Linked DNA regions of Homo sapiens: region 1 is linked to region 2. A link is an interaction called in ENCODE POLR2A ChIA-PET data of the cell type or tissue named here. Cell type or tissue: Caco-2. All regions are shown on one strand. Each heading gives the region's core, and the rest is flanking DNA. Links, peaks and the distances in the headings are about the cores only.

Region 1 (5,000 bases), core at 1-5,000, 430 kb after region 2:
TCAGCAGAGGGGCCTCGTCAGGGTGAGGGACGGGTTTGGGGGAGGGCAGAGGGTTCCAGAGCCAAGCCATCCAGTTGACAGCTGCCGCCTTGCAGTGAATGGCGGCTGGTCCAGCTGGGCAGAGTGGTCACCCTGCTCCAACCGCTGTGGCCGAGGCTGGCAGAAGCGCACCCGGACCTGCACCAACCCCGCTCCACTCAACGGAGGGGCCTTCTGCGAGGGCCAGGCATTCCAGAAGACCGCCTGCACCACCATCTGCCCAGGTAAGGAGCCTTGTCCATGTCCAGCCCCACCCCGAACCCTGTCCCACCTTCTGTTTTGTGTGCCAGAGCCGGGACAGCCATTCTCTCCCCAGCATGGGGAGCAGAAGGTGCTTGTCCCGAGCCCACAGCCGGCTGCCCAGGCTGACTAGATGCTCTGATCTCTGACCCCTTATTCTGCCCTGGGCTGCTGGTGAGATGGAGGCAGAGGCTTTGAGGGTTAGCCCCTTCTCCCTGACCCTCTAGCCTGGGCTCTTCTGCCCTCCAAGCTGAGGGTTCTCAGTGTCAGCATGTCAGCCCCAGGCCAAGGTTTCAGAGCTCCCCGGCCTCAGGGACAGCCTGTTGCTCCTGACTGTTAAGACACACCGTGGCCACAGACCCTATTCATACTGACAGTCCTCCTATTCCTCTCATCCTCTGTGCAGCCCCTCTGCTCCCCTACCCCCGCACATGTGCTGTGTTCTCTCCCTTGGGTTGTATGTTTGTGCCTACGCTGTTTTTCTTTACCCTGGGTTTGTGTCTGTGTGTGTAAATCGTGCACTGGGCTATATCGTGTTGATGACCTTATACATCTATCTGTACCCTCTTTGTCCACCTGCCAGGTGCATCTGGCTGTTCATTGGCATGGGGTTATGTGGATATCATGTGGATTTCTCTGTGTGGCACACATGTGTTCTGGGTTCCTCATTTCCTTCCATGGTGTGTATGCATGCATGTGTGTTGGCACATTGCTCTGTTCTGCACACATAACTATGTGTGCACATGTCTCTGCGTGCACATGCTCCTGTATGCCATGCTCTTACAGTCGATGGGGCGTGGACGGAGTGGAGCAAGTGGTCAGCCTGCAGCACTGAGTGTGCCCACTGGCGTAGCCGCGAGTGCATGGCGCCCCCACCCCAGAACGGAGGCCGTGACTGCAGCGGGACGCTGCTCGACTCTAAGAACTGCACAGATGGGCTGTGCATGCAAAGTGAGTCACAGGGAAGGTGGGGCCCTGGGGGTGGGGACTCTGGAGCCATGTAAGGGTCCCCCAAACCCGGCCCCATGCCTCAGTGCCCAGCCTGCAGCACGGCAGTCCTCAGGGCCTCTGTCCCCCCACCACATCCATCATCTCATCTCATCCTTCCCATTGCCTTCTCTGCCACCCTTTCCCTGTCACCTATGTCATTGTCTTTCCCTTTATTTCCCTTGACAGATAAGAAAACTCTAAGCGACCCCAACAGCCACCGTAAGTCCCATTTCATGGCTGTCCTCTTTCCTCTGGGGGATCCCTGGTTCTCTTTGGCTGGCTTTTCCCGGGATCAGGGTGCAGGGCAGGGAGAGCTGAAGGTGCCTACCCACCCCCCACGGGATCATCTACACCTGACACTGCATGTGTCTGCATCTCCATCACCGGCAGACAGGCAAACCCTTGGCTGACAGAAAAGAAAGGCCTTAGGGCACCCTACTGAGCCTCCTCTCATAAGAGGGGAAACTGAGTCACAGAGAGAGGAAGGGACTTGGCCAGAGACACAGGCAAGAAATAGTAGAGCCAAGATTTGAACCCAAATATTTTTATAGCCAAAGCTGTTGTTCTTAACCATATGCCCTTGGCCCTCCTCTCTGGGCCAAGGCCGGGACATCACCACTCCAGTCCCCCCTCATGCCCCTTGCTGTACCTCTCTGCCCCAGCAGCTGGGCCAAGCCTCCCAAATTGTCTCTGTTGCCCGCTGCCCTGCGTCAGCTCTGGAGGGCTCACCCTCCAGCCCCAGAGGCTGCGCCACCACTGCAATCATATCAGAGCAGCAAAGCCACTTGAGCAGGTTGGCCCATGGTAATTAAACCACAATTTCCAGTTAGTTCTGGAATCATAAAATCAGTGAGGCCCTCGGCCGAGCTCACTGGGGGTCGGGCTGGGGATGATTCAAGTGTAAGTCACCAGGCAAGTGGCCCCAGTGTCAGTGAAGGCATTAGGAGGCAGAGCCAAGCTGGGGGAACCATTTCTCTGCTGAACCAGGAGCCCAGCCCTGAGGGGTCCTCTGGGGAGCCCAAGAGTGAGGGCTGCTGAGGAGAGATACAGGGGGACAGAAGTCGGAAGTGGGCAGACATCCGGGGCTGGGAGCCATGCCCTGCCTTGCTGAAAGCCTTAGGCTGACGCCAAGTGCAGGGTGTGGAGGACTCCAGGCAGAGGAAGCAGGGCTACTTCTCTGAGGGCCCCCCAGGGAGGAAGTGCGTGGACAGGTGCTTCCTGGAGCTCCCAAAGGAAGCAAGGGGAAGAGCAGCCATCTTGGCCGCCATTTTTGCTCTCCCTGAACTGCCCAGTGTGAAAGCCGTTCAAACTTATACTTAGCTTAATTAAAATTAAATAAATTTTTAAATTCAGTTCCTCAGCGGTACTGGCTACATTTGAGTTGTTCAGGAGCCATATGTGACTAGTGGCTGCATACGGGACAGTGCAGCCATAGGATTTTCTACCACTGTAGAAAGCTCCACCAGACAACCCTACTTCAGACCCTGCCACTTTGACCTTGAGGCTTCCCGCCTGGCCATGTTTGCCTGGGGGAGGAAAGTGTAGCCGTGGGTTGCCTCCCTGGGCCCATCCTTCTTCCCACATGCTCACCTCTTCTCCACCGCATTGTTGTGCATCTCATTCCACTTCTTCAGCTCCCCGTCCCTCCACTTCCCACCCTCAGAGCATGGAATGGAAGAAGAGTTCAGAACAGCTACTTACAAAGATAACAGAGCCAGAAGACCTTATCTACATACAAAGATAACAGAGCCAGGACCTTTGGTCCTCTGGAAATTGCTACAGACTCAGAGGTTTCAGCCCCAGCACTCACAGGGCAAATTATGTAGCCCCAGTGACTCTGAGCCACAGACCCTGTCTCATCAGCAGCAAGCAATGAATTAACACATGGCATGAACATGTTTGTTCTTTTGTTTCTCATGCCACAACTAGGAGGGCAGTAAGGCAGGGACTTCGAGCCCATTTTACCGATAGAGAGGTTCAAGGCTAGCCCGAGGTTGCCAGCCTGTGTAGGCAGGGCTCAGACTGGAACTCAGCACCGGGCCGGTTGGCCCTGGGCCCTGCCCTTTCCAGGGACCCAGGGCCTCCCTGATTGCCCCAGGGCCTGGTCTCTGCTGCCCCTTATGTGGTCCTCCTGTCCCCGCAGTGCTGGAGGCCTCAGGGGATGCGGCGCTGTATGCGGGGCTCGTGGTGGCCATCTTCGTGGTCGTGGCAATCCTCATGGCGGTGGGGGTGGTGGTGTACCGCCGCAACTGCCGTGACTTCGACACAGACATCACTGACTCATCTGCTGCCCTGACTGGTGGTTTCCACCCCGTCAACTTTAAGACGGCAAGGCCCAGTAAGAACCCGAGGATGTCTGGGGTGGTTGGCAGAGGCAGGATACCCAGAGGGCTCTGGTGGTACCCAGACCAGAGCCAGGCTCCTGACTCCCTCCCAGGGTTTTTCCAGAGTTTGCTCTAGAGATAACTATGTGGATGGGTATGGATTAGAGAACTACCGAGAAGGAAGGGAGTGACCCAGGCTGCGGGATTCCCAAAGCTTCCTGCAGCTGGCAGCAATTGGGCCTTTCACAGCTGGACATTTGGGTGGGATTTTGCAGTGGGAGCTGGGCCAGTGAGCTGAGGCACAGCTGGGTCTGACTATAGCCCCTACTCCTGCAGGCAACCCGCAGCTCCTACACCCCTCTGTGCCTCCTGACCTGACAGCCAGCGCCGGCATCTACCGCGGACCCGTGTATGCCCTGCAGGACTCCACCGACAAAATCCCCATGACCAACTCTCCTCTGCTGGACCCCTTACCCAGCCTTAAGGTCAAGGTCTACAGCTCCAGCACCACGGGCTCTGGGCCAGGCCTGGCAGATGGGGCTGACCTGCTGGGGGTCTTGCCGCCTGGCACATACCCTAGCGATTTCGCCCGGGACACCCACTTCCTGCACCTGCGCAGCGCCAGCCTCGGTTCCCAGCAGCTCTTGGGCCTGCCCCGAGACCCAGGGAGCAGCGTCAGCGGCACCTTTGGCTGCCTGGGTGGGAGGCTCAGCATCCCCGGCACAGGTGAGCCCCTGCCCTGCTTGTGCGTCAGCCTGGCCTTAGCACCTCCTCTGTGGACTGCCCCAACACCCATCCAGCAGAAGATAGGGCTGCCCTAATCCCATCTCACAGATGGGGAAAGGGAGGCCTGAAGGCAGGAAGTGAGTATAAAATAGAGAGGTCTGACTAGAAAAGCTAGGCTTCAAGCCTGCCTATGCCCTCACTAGGGCAGAGGAACCTTGGGCCAGCCATCTTCTAAGCTTCAGTGTCTCTGTTGTGTGAGAGAGAATATTCCAACGTAGTTCAGCAGACCTACAAAGCACTGTCCTGGAACTAGCAGCAGAGGGACAGGGGCGCCTGTTTTAGTTTGCAAAGCCAGCAATTAACAGCTTCCCAGCATCATATACTAAGCTAGGAGTAGAGCTGGCACTTGGACCTCCAGACACCATAGCAATGTCAGAGACCCCTGTCTTCCTAGACAAGCCAGCACTGGTCAGTGGCCTGGCCTCTGCTTGCATCCAGTCCCCAGACCCTGTCTCCCACCCCTGGCTGGGGACTACCTGGAGCTCAGGAGATATCTTTCTCTCCCAGCCCCAAGCTGGGGCCAACTTCCCAAACACTTGTTCTCCTAAGCTCCTGGACTCCCTGCTGACTTCCCTCTCCCCCTAGGGGTCAGCTTGCTGGTGCCCAATGGAGCCATTCCCC
Region 2 (8,164 bases), core at 1,375-6,374:
AGAAATGCTGCTAAACACTAAACATCCTACAGTGTACAGGGCAGCCCCCCCCCACCCACCAAACACAGAATTATCTGGCTGGAAATGTCAAAATGGCCAAGGTTGAGAACCCTGACTTAACCCTTTCTCCAATGTAACTGGCCAAAGGAGAGATGAGAAGCCTGTTAAGGAAGTAAGAATTTGAGAAAACCTGACTGTATTGTTAGGTGCTTTGGAACAACATGCAGCTGGCTGACTTTAGGTATTTATCTAGGAGTTGGGTGCTTACATGGTTTAGGTCAGGGGTCGGCAAATGTTTTCTATAAAGGGCTAGATATGAAACATTTTGGGCTCTGTAGGCCATATCATTTCTGTTGCAACTCCTCACCTCTGCCCTTGCAGAGGGACAGCAGCAAGAGGTTCAGGAATGAGCCTGGCTATATTCCAGTGAAACTTTCTTTACGAATTCAGGTAGGCCTTTGTTGGTTCCTGGCTGTAGTTTGCTGATCCCAAGTTGCACAGCGCTGTCTCTTGCTGTTTGCAATTTTCTGTATTGTAGTATGTCCCCTTTGTTATGTCCTCTTGGCCCTCATCCATGTTGAGGATAAGGTAGTCACCTCTGTGCGTCTCCCACAGGTTATCCCAGATGAAGATAAACAGGGCAGGCCACTTGGCAAGCTCTAAGGAAGGCATATGAGTCCTTGGAATCTTCATCTCCTCCAGTGCCCTCCCCTGACCCCCCTTTGGTCTTTCCCAACTTTACCTGCCTTTAAGTTTTCTTCTACTTTTGGCTTTCAGTTCCCTTTCCTGGCTATACCAGGGTTTGTTTGCCAACCCCTGACCTAAAGTTGGCCAGTTATCTTTAACCTTTGGCTGAAATCCATTCAGATCGCTGTGCTAACTCTCCCAGAGATAGGTATCTTCAGGTTCATTTCCTGTAGGAGAGTGGGAGCAATAACAGGTGGTGAAGGGAAATGTGAGCATATAGGCTTCTGTTTGCTCTCCAAATTATATTAATCCCTAAAAGTAAATCTAGTCCTTACAGAGTATAAGGGGTGGGGACAGGGAAGGTATTGTAGAAGATGGACTGTAGCACAAAGGAGATTAGGATTTCCCCTTATCTCCTGAATTTTTTTTTCTTCTTTTCGTTCAGTTTTCAGACTTTGAGACAAATAAATGCTAGGGTTCCAGAACCCACTCTTAAACTTAGAAAGTAACAGAATTGGAAGATCCTTAGCTTGCCAAGGACTATCCAATCACTCTCCATTTTTCAGAAACAGATTCTGAGGCTTAGATACAAAAAATTACATGTGTGTATGTGTGTGTGTGTGTGTGTGTGCGCGCGCACGCGTGTGTGTATACCTCTGTCATTTATTCACTTAACACATGCTTATTGAGCCACCTGCTCAGTGTCAAGTACTTTTCTGGGTGCTGGGGATATGGTGGTGAACAAGACCAAATCCTTCCTCTCATGGAACTTACATTTTAATAGGAAAGACAGAAAATAAAGAAGTAAACAAATATGTGGAATTTTATTTTGAAATAAATGCTTTGAAGAAATTAAAATTGGGTAACGTAATACAGGCTTTGAGGCAAGAATTGGGGGTAAGGAAGTACTTGTGCTTTCTAATATACCTCTCTGTCACTTTTTGTCTGTTTTATGGCAATAGCATACTCTATGTATGGAAGCTCAGCTTTCATAGCCTGTTCTGTTGCATGAGTCGCCATTTATGTGAATTAATTTTTTAATTTACAACTTAAAAAATGTCTTCACATCCATAGCATGCCCAGGCATTGCCCAGGAGTGTAGCCTCTGCTCCCTGCCAGTGTGGGCCTCTTAGACTATTGCAGACATGCTCGAAAGGAGTGGCTTTCCCTGTGGTTTCACTGAGGGCCATATCTAAGAAGATCTTCTTGTATTCTAATTATCCTTGGCTAGAGATGAGAAAATCTTAGTGTGGAGTGAGTTCTGGCGTTCTTTAACAAATATATTGCTGAAACAATAGCACTGTGACAAATCGTGACATGTAGCTTCTCTCCCCAAACCTACTACCCAAGAGCCTTTTGCTATAAGCAGCAGCCCCTGCCCTTCTGCCTCCTTACTCTGCTATTTTTTTTCCCTCAGCACTTTTTGTTACCTGTCTTACTATTTTCTGTCTCTCCTGCTGAAAATAAACTTCATGAGGACAGGAGGTTTTTTTTCCTGTGTGCTCCATTGCCTAAGTTTGTTTTGTTCACTATGTGTCCCTGGCCTGCATATTTGTGAATATGCAGTGAATATGAATGTGAATATGTAAGTGAATAAAAGAAAACAGCTCAGAAGCTGTGGCTTTGAGGATGGAAAAGAAGGGAACCATAGTTGATAAACTACCTAGCAGAAAGGACCTTAGTTCCTTTTAATATTTTGGGGTCAGACAGTGCAAGCTGTCGACAGCAGCTTAAGGAGATACATTAGAGTCTTCCTGGCAGTTCTTAGAATGCCTTGTGCTAGTGTTGAATGGGACCTCCAAATTCCTAGTGTGCTGCGTGTATGTCTGTTGAAGGAGCTCATCACTTGCACAAGGACCAGAATCACTTTTACTGCAGCATGGCCAGTTTTCTGGCCACTGTTCCTAGTTATACCTTTGATTCTTTTACACACACACTGTAGCTGCTGCCAAGGCAGGATCAAAGTCCAAATACTGCCCTCAAGGATGTGCTGACTTTAGCAATGCCAACCAAGTGAAGCAGCAGTGATGTCAATGTGGCAGAGAAAAGGGTTATGGGGAAATTGGGTGCAACTTTTTTTTTTTTTTTTTTGAGACAGAGTCTTGCTCTGTTGCCCAGGCTGAATGGAGTACAGTGGTGTGATCTTGGCTCACTGCAACCTCCACCTCCTGGGTTCAAGTGATTCTCATGCCTCAGCCTCCCAAGTAGCTGGGATTACAAATGCCTGCTACCATGCCTGGCTAATTTTTGTATTTTTAGTAGAGATGGGGTTTCACCATGTTGGCCAGGCTGGTCTCGAACTCCTGACCTGTAATGATCTGCCCACCTCGGCTTCCTGAAGAGCTGTGATAATAGGTGTAAGCCACCGCGACCGGCTGAGTGCATCTTGACCTTTAGAGAGAAGCTTCGCTTTTCAAATTTTTAAGAGGCTATTGTACATGCCAGAAAGTAGCTGATCAGTCAGAATATCACCATATATCTTTAGGAAAAATGTTAGTTTAGTTACTTGTGCGGTGCCTAGCATTGAGCAGTTGCTTGACTGTCATAATAATTCTGCTGTCTCTACTGTACTCTTGCATCTGGATAACTTTGTCTTTCTTACCTTTGGAGATTCAAGACAAGTTGAACAAGACCAAGGATGATATTAGCAAGAACATGTCATTCCTGAAAGTGGACAAAGAGTATGTGAAAGCTTTACCCTCCCAGGGTCTGAGCTCATCTGCTGTTTTGGAGAAACTTAAGGAGTACAGCTCTATGGGTATGATGCTTGGCATATACATGCTCTCTACTTCCTTAAAGAGACAGGTTTTGTCATTGTTTAATGTTCACATAGGTTAAGAATAACTCATCATTGGTTAATACATGTTTAGGAGGGCCTACTCTCTGTTTCACAGGTTGAATTTCCTATTTTTAAAATTATGTTTAGATTCATCCTTCATCCATAAAGCAAGCAAATCTCAGAGACAGTGGAACTTGGCTTTTATTTCCTTTTGTAAGCATGAATAAAACAAATATATTTGTGTTTAAGAAGAGAGAATATAAGATATGTAATACAAATGAAATACAGATCCATGTAAAAATGTGAAATCTGCATAAAGGCACAAAAGAAAATAAGTCACTATAATTCCACTATCAAAGATAAACAGATGGTGTCTATCTTTATGCATGTAGCTATAGGTAGAGCTGTCTATATAGTTTACATCTATCTATATATGTATATCTGTCTGTTTCTGAGAATGCTAATAGTGTTTGTCTGTGTGTATACACATGTATGCATGAGCACATATGGGATGGATAAATAGACCAAATAGCTTGGTGCTTAAGAGCGTAACCCTGGAACCAGCCTGGATTCATACCTTGGTTTGCCACTTAAAGTATGCCTTTGGCGAGTTACTTCTGTATGTCACAGTTCCTGTATCTCTACAATGGGGATAGTAATAGTAGTACAGTACTTACCTGAAAAGATGATTATGGGGATTAAATGAGATCATACATGTATAAATGTTTTATAGTGCCTGGCATATAGTAAGGATTCAGTAAATGTTAAACATTATTGCTATTATTAACTCAAACAGATTTATGTTTGTTACTGATTAAGATCATATTACAAGTACTTTTTAAAAAGAAGCTTTTTAGTTTGATATATTTACAGAAAAGTAGCAAAGATGATAGAGATTTCCCTATACCCAGCTTCTCCTGATGTTAACATCCTCTATAACCATGGTACGTTTATCAAAACTAAAAAATTAACATTGGTACAGTGCTATTAACTACACTACAAATTCTATTTCTAGTTCATCAGGGTTTTTTTTTGTTTTGCTATGTTTTGTTTTAAACTAATGTTCTTTTTTCTATTCTAGGAGCCAACCAGGAGCCATGTTGCATTTTGACAAATACCCTTATTTTTTATTTTTTGAGACAGAGTCTCACTGTGTTGCCCAGGCTGGAATGCAGTGGTGTGATCTCAGCTCACTGCAACTTCCACCTTCCAGGCTTAAGCAATTCTCGTGCCTCAGCCTCCCAAGTAGCTGAGATTACAGGCGTGCGGCACCATACCCAGCTAATTTTTTGTGTTTTTAGTAGAGATAAGATTTCACCATGTTGCCCAGGTTGGTCTCGAACTCCTGAACTCAGGTGATCTGCCCACCTTGGCCTCCCAAAGTGCTAGGATTACAGGTGTGAGCCACTGTGCTCGGCCTTGACAAATACCCTTACAATTTCTAAGTGACATGTGTTGAGGTCTTGACATTGAATAGTACAAAATTTGATATAGTCTAGGATGTAGATGAATAAAGCAGTGGTTAGCACTCTAAAACCTGGTGTTAAAGATTTCCATGATTATGAGACCTGGTTGCCGCCATCATATTGCCTTCTCTTTAATGTTTAAGTCACTGTCCATTGCTGTATTCTCTAGCATCAGTAAAAGAACAGGAAATGAAACCAGTTATCTTATTTTTGAAAGGCTGGTGACCACTGGTCTGAAGCTGTGTATAGTACAGAGCAGTGTCCTCTAAGGAAAGAGTGAAAGTCAAACGGGCAGCAAGCCAGAGCTTGGCAGATTGCTGTAAGAATGAGTTTGTCTGTATATTTACCACTTAGTTTTCTGTTCTCAAGAGCTGAAGATCTTTGCTTTGGAGAGCCCTTGGCTCCATGCAGTTTTTAGTTGGTGTGTTTCCGTAATAGCTTTCTCACTACCCACTTTCAATAGGGCACAGCTGCATTGTAGCACAAGGACCTGAGACACCCATATCAACAAATTTGTGGGTAAAATGAAGAATGTCTCGGGGAGAGAGGAAAGTGGAAAGTCAGATCTTATATTCTACTCAGGAACTTTACTTTTCTTTCCACACTGGGATAAAGGAGGTTTATCCCAATGTTGACTGTGTTCCTGATCTTGAATATGCTACAGCGTGTGCTGCTGGAAGCAGGTAACTAGTTTTATGTGGGTTTCCAGGCTTGGCTTAAGGGAGCCGGCGTCTGAGACCGGGGTGCTCATGGTTTATACCTCATTGTGGTTTGTTTGCTGGTTTCATCTCTGATGATAGTGTGCTGAAATTTCACACTTTTCATTTTGCTTTCTTCTGCCAACTCTGCTCATAATAGTTCTCAAAATTCCTAGGACTGGATAGGAAAGGAGAGAAGAAGGAAGCTATTGCAGAAAAAGGCCACTCCAAAGCCATATAGAGAACAAAAAATAAGTATAGACAAAGGCAAATGTTCCTGCTGTTAGAAGGCAGTTGAGGATGAGGACAACATTATTATCAGATTGCCTTTATTGTAGCTAAATGCTATTAATATCTTTTTCACATTGCTGATAATAATGATTTTTCATCTTTATTTTATTGTGCTAACTCTATTGAACTTTTTTCTTGATTTGCTATAAGAATGCTGTTGGGTTTCCACTCAACATTTTTTTCTTTTGTATCCAGAGGAGTTTCTTCCTGTTTCTTCTTTATCAGAACCTGTCTTCCCAGAGATTCTTGCTTACTGACCAGTGACCTTACCTTTCTCTGCAGACGCCTTCTGGCAAGAGGGGAGAGCCTCTGGAACAGTGTACAGTGGGGAGGAGAAGCTCACTGAGCTCCTTGTGAAGGTGAGTGTCCAGTTCTTGAGGGAAGCCTGTGAGGTCTGTGCCAGTTTACATGACCTCCTTTTTTTCCCTTACTTTTGTAATTAGAAAAATTACTTAAGGAAAGCTTATTGGTACAATAAAACCATAAAAGTTTCTCTTCACCCAAACATAGGCGAATATGTATAATATTATCAAAGACATCTTCAGTCTGTAAAATAGTAAAATGTTATTTATGTTTTCAGTCTTTGCAGATGTCCTGTCTAGAAGGCAGATTACTAGGGAAGGTAGTCCTGTCAGATGAGATTTTTGTGGTGAGACAGATTTTGTTTGATAAGAAGAGATAAGATAGGGAAACTCTTTCATAATTTTCTCAAATCATGTGACCCAAGATGAGCAGTGGTCTCATGTATACTTCAAATAATTCTCATTCTTAGCTTCTTCCATTTCTAATCAAATTTATTTTTATTTTATTTTATTATTTTTACAGACAAAGTCTCACTCTGTCACACAGGCTGGAGTGGAGTGGTGTAATCATGGCTCACTTCAGCCTTGACCTCTTTGGCTCAAGTGATCCTCCCACCTCAGCCTCCTGAGTAGTTGGGACTACAGGCGTGCATCATGACACCCAGCTAATTTTTGTATTTTTTTGTTGGAGATGGGGTCTCACTCTGTTGCCCAGGTTGGTCTTCAACTCCCAGCCTCAAGTGATCCTCCTGCCTTGGCCTCTGAAAGTGTTGAGATTACAGCTGTGAACCACTGCACTCGGCCCTCATATTTATTTTTGAAACTCCACTTCATCATATAAAATTGGGGTTGTACTGATGATCTCTAAGGTCTTTGTGTTTGATTATTATAAATATGAAACTGTCCCTTACTAAATAAATATGGCAGGTTTTGCATAAGTTGGTGTAATGCTCTGATCTTCTGTGCTTAAAATCTTTCAGTAGCTTCCCATTATCTACAGGATGAAACTCAGGTTCTTATGCAGCAGAGAATACAAGTTTCTTCATGAGCCAGCTCCCACTTATTTTTTCTTAACTACTTCTCTTCATTTCCCACATAAACACTAATCCTGCCTTTTCTCTTTACTAAATGTGTCATGCTTTTACGTTGTTTTCCTTCCCTTCCATCATTCCTCTTGTTCCAAATGATGATTCCTACTCATCTCTCAAAGTTCCACTCAGCAGACACCTCTAGATCACTCAGGATGTTAGTTGTTCCCTCTTCAGGGTCCCTTAGCACTCTGTACACACACCTGATATTGCAGTCGATAACAACAGCTGCTTTGTGCCAGACACTCTACTAAGTGCTTCACATGCATTATGTTATTTAATTATTGCTAGAACACTAGAAGATAGCTACCATAACAACTTCTGCGTATGAAGAAACAACCTTAGATTATGTGACCTACACAGCTGAAAGTAATAGGCAAAGCTTAGACTTCCTCCTGGGTCGGTTTGGTGTTATAGTCTGCGCTTTTAACCATATTTATACTTCTTTCCTCATCACATTGTAAAATTATTTATTTACATGTCTGTCTCCTCTGCTATGTTTTGATCTTTTGGTTGAGGAATATATCTTATCTTTTTTTCCAGTTTATATTGTTGTGCCTAATACTTAGAAACTGTTGTTTAGTGCATGATTCTTTGTCCTGTATAGTGTAATAGTTTTGATTTCACATCTGCTTGCATTTTTTTGCAGGCTTATGGAGATTTTGCATGGAGTAACCCCCTGCATCCAGATATCTTCCCAGGACTACGCAAGATAGAGGCAGAAATCGTGAGGATAGCTTGTTCCCTGTTCAATGGGGGACCAGATTCGTGTGGATGTGTAAGTATATGCAAGGGGCATCCAATAGCCTTATTTTTTAGGTTAAAATAGAAGAGTTTTTAATAAATATTAATT

What was found. ChIA-PET counts read pairs that join two places held together with the same protein. Peaks named below come from ENCODE experiments on the same cell type or tissue, not always from the same donor. Only the 100,000 strongest peaks of a DNase experiment are listed, where the experiment ranks them.
Region 1: POLR2A ChIA-PET joins it to region 2 with 6 read pairs; 3 of 35 experiments call an interaction of 5 or more read pairs at or near these places.

What each region holds. Positions count from the first base shown.
Region 1 is chr10:71,287,503-71,292,502 of GRCh38, forward strand. UNC5B (unc-5 netrin receptor B) reads left to right here. Exons shown (of 17, transcript NM_170744.5): 6 at 96-263; 7 at 1,066-1,230; 8 at 1,456-1,488; 9 at 3,413-3,607; 10 at 3,930-4,319; 11 at 4,965-5,000. Among named protein-coding and RNA genes, the nearest start is that of SLC29A3, 29 kb to the right of the region's middle. In Caco-2, for the core only: no CTCF peak of the experiment used is centred there; a DNase peak (open chromatin) is centred at 3,038.
Region 2 is chr10:70,851,411-70,859,574 of GRCh38, forward strand. It overlaps SGPL1 (sphingosine-1-phosphate lyase 1), which reads left to right. Exons shown (of 15, transcript NM_003901.4): 5 at 3,298-3,445; 6 at 6,204-6,280; 7 at 7,961-8,089. Among named protein-coding and RNA genes, the nearest start is that of PCBD1, 33 kb to the right of the region's middle. In Caco-2, for the core only: no CTCF peak of the experiment used is centred there; no DNase peak of the experiment used is centred there.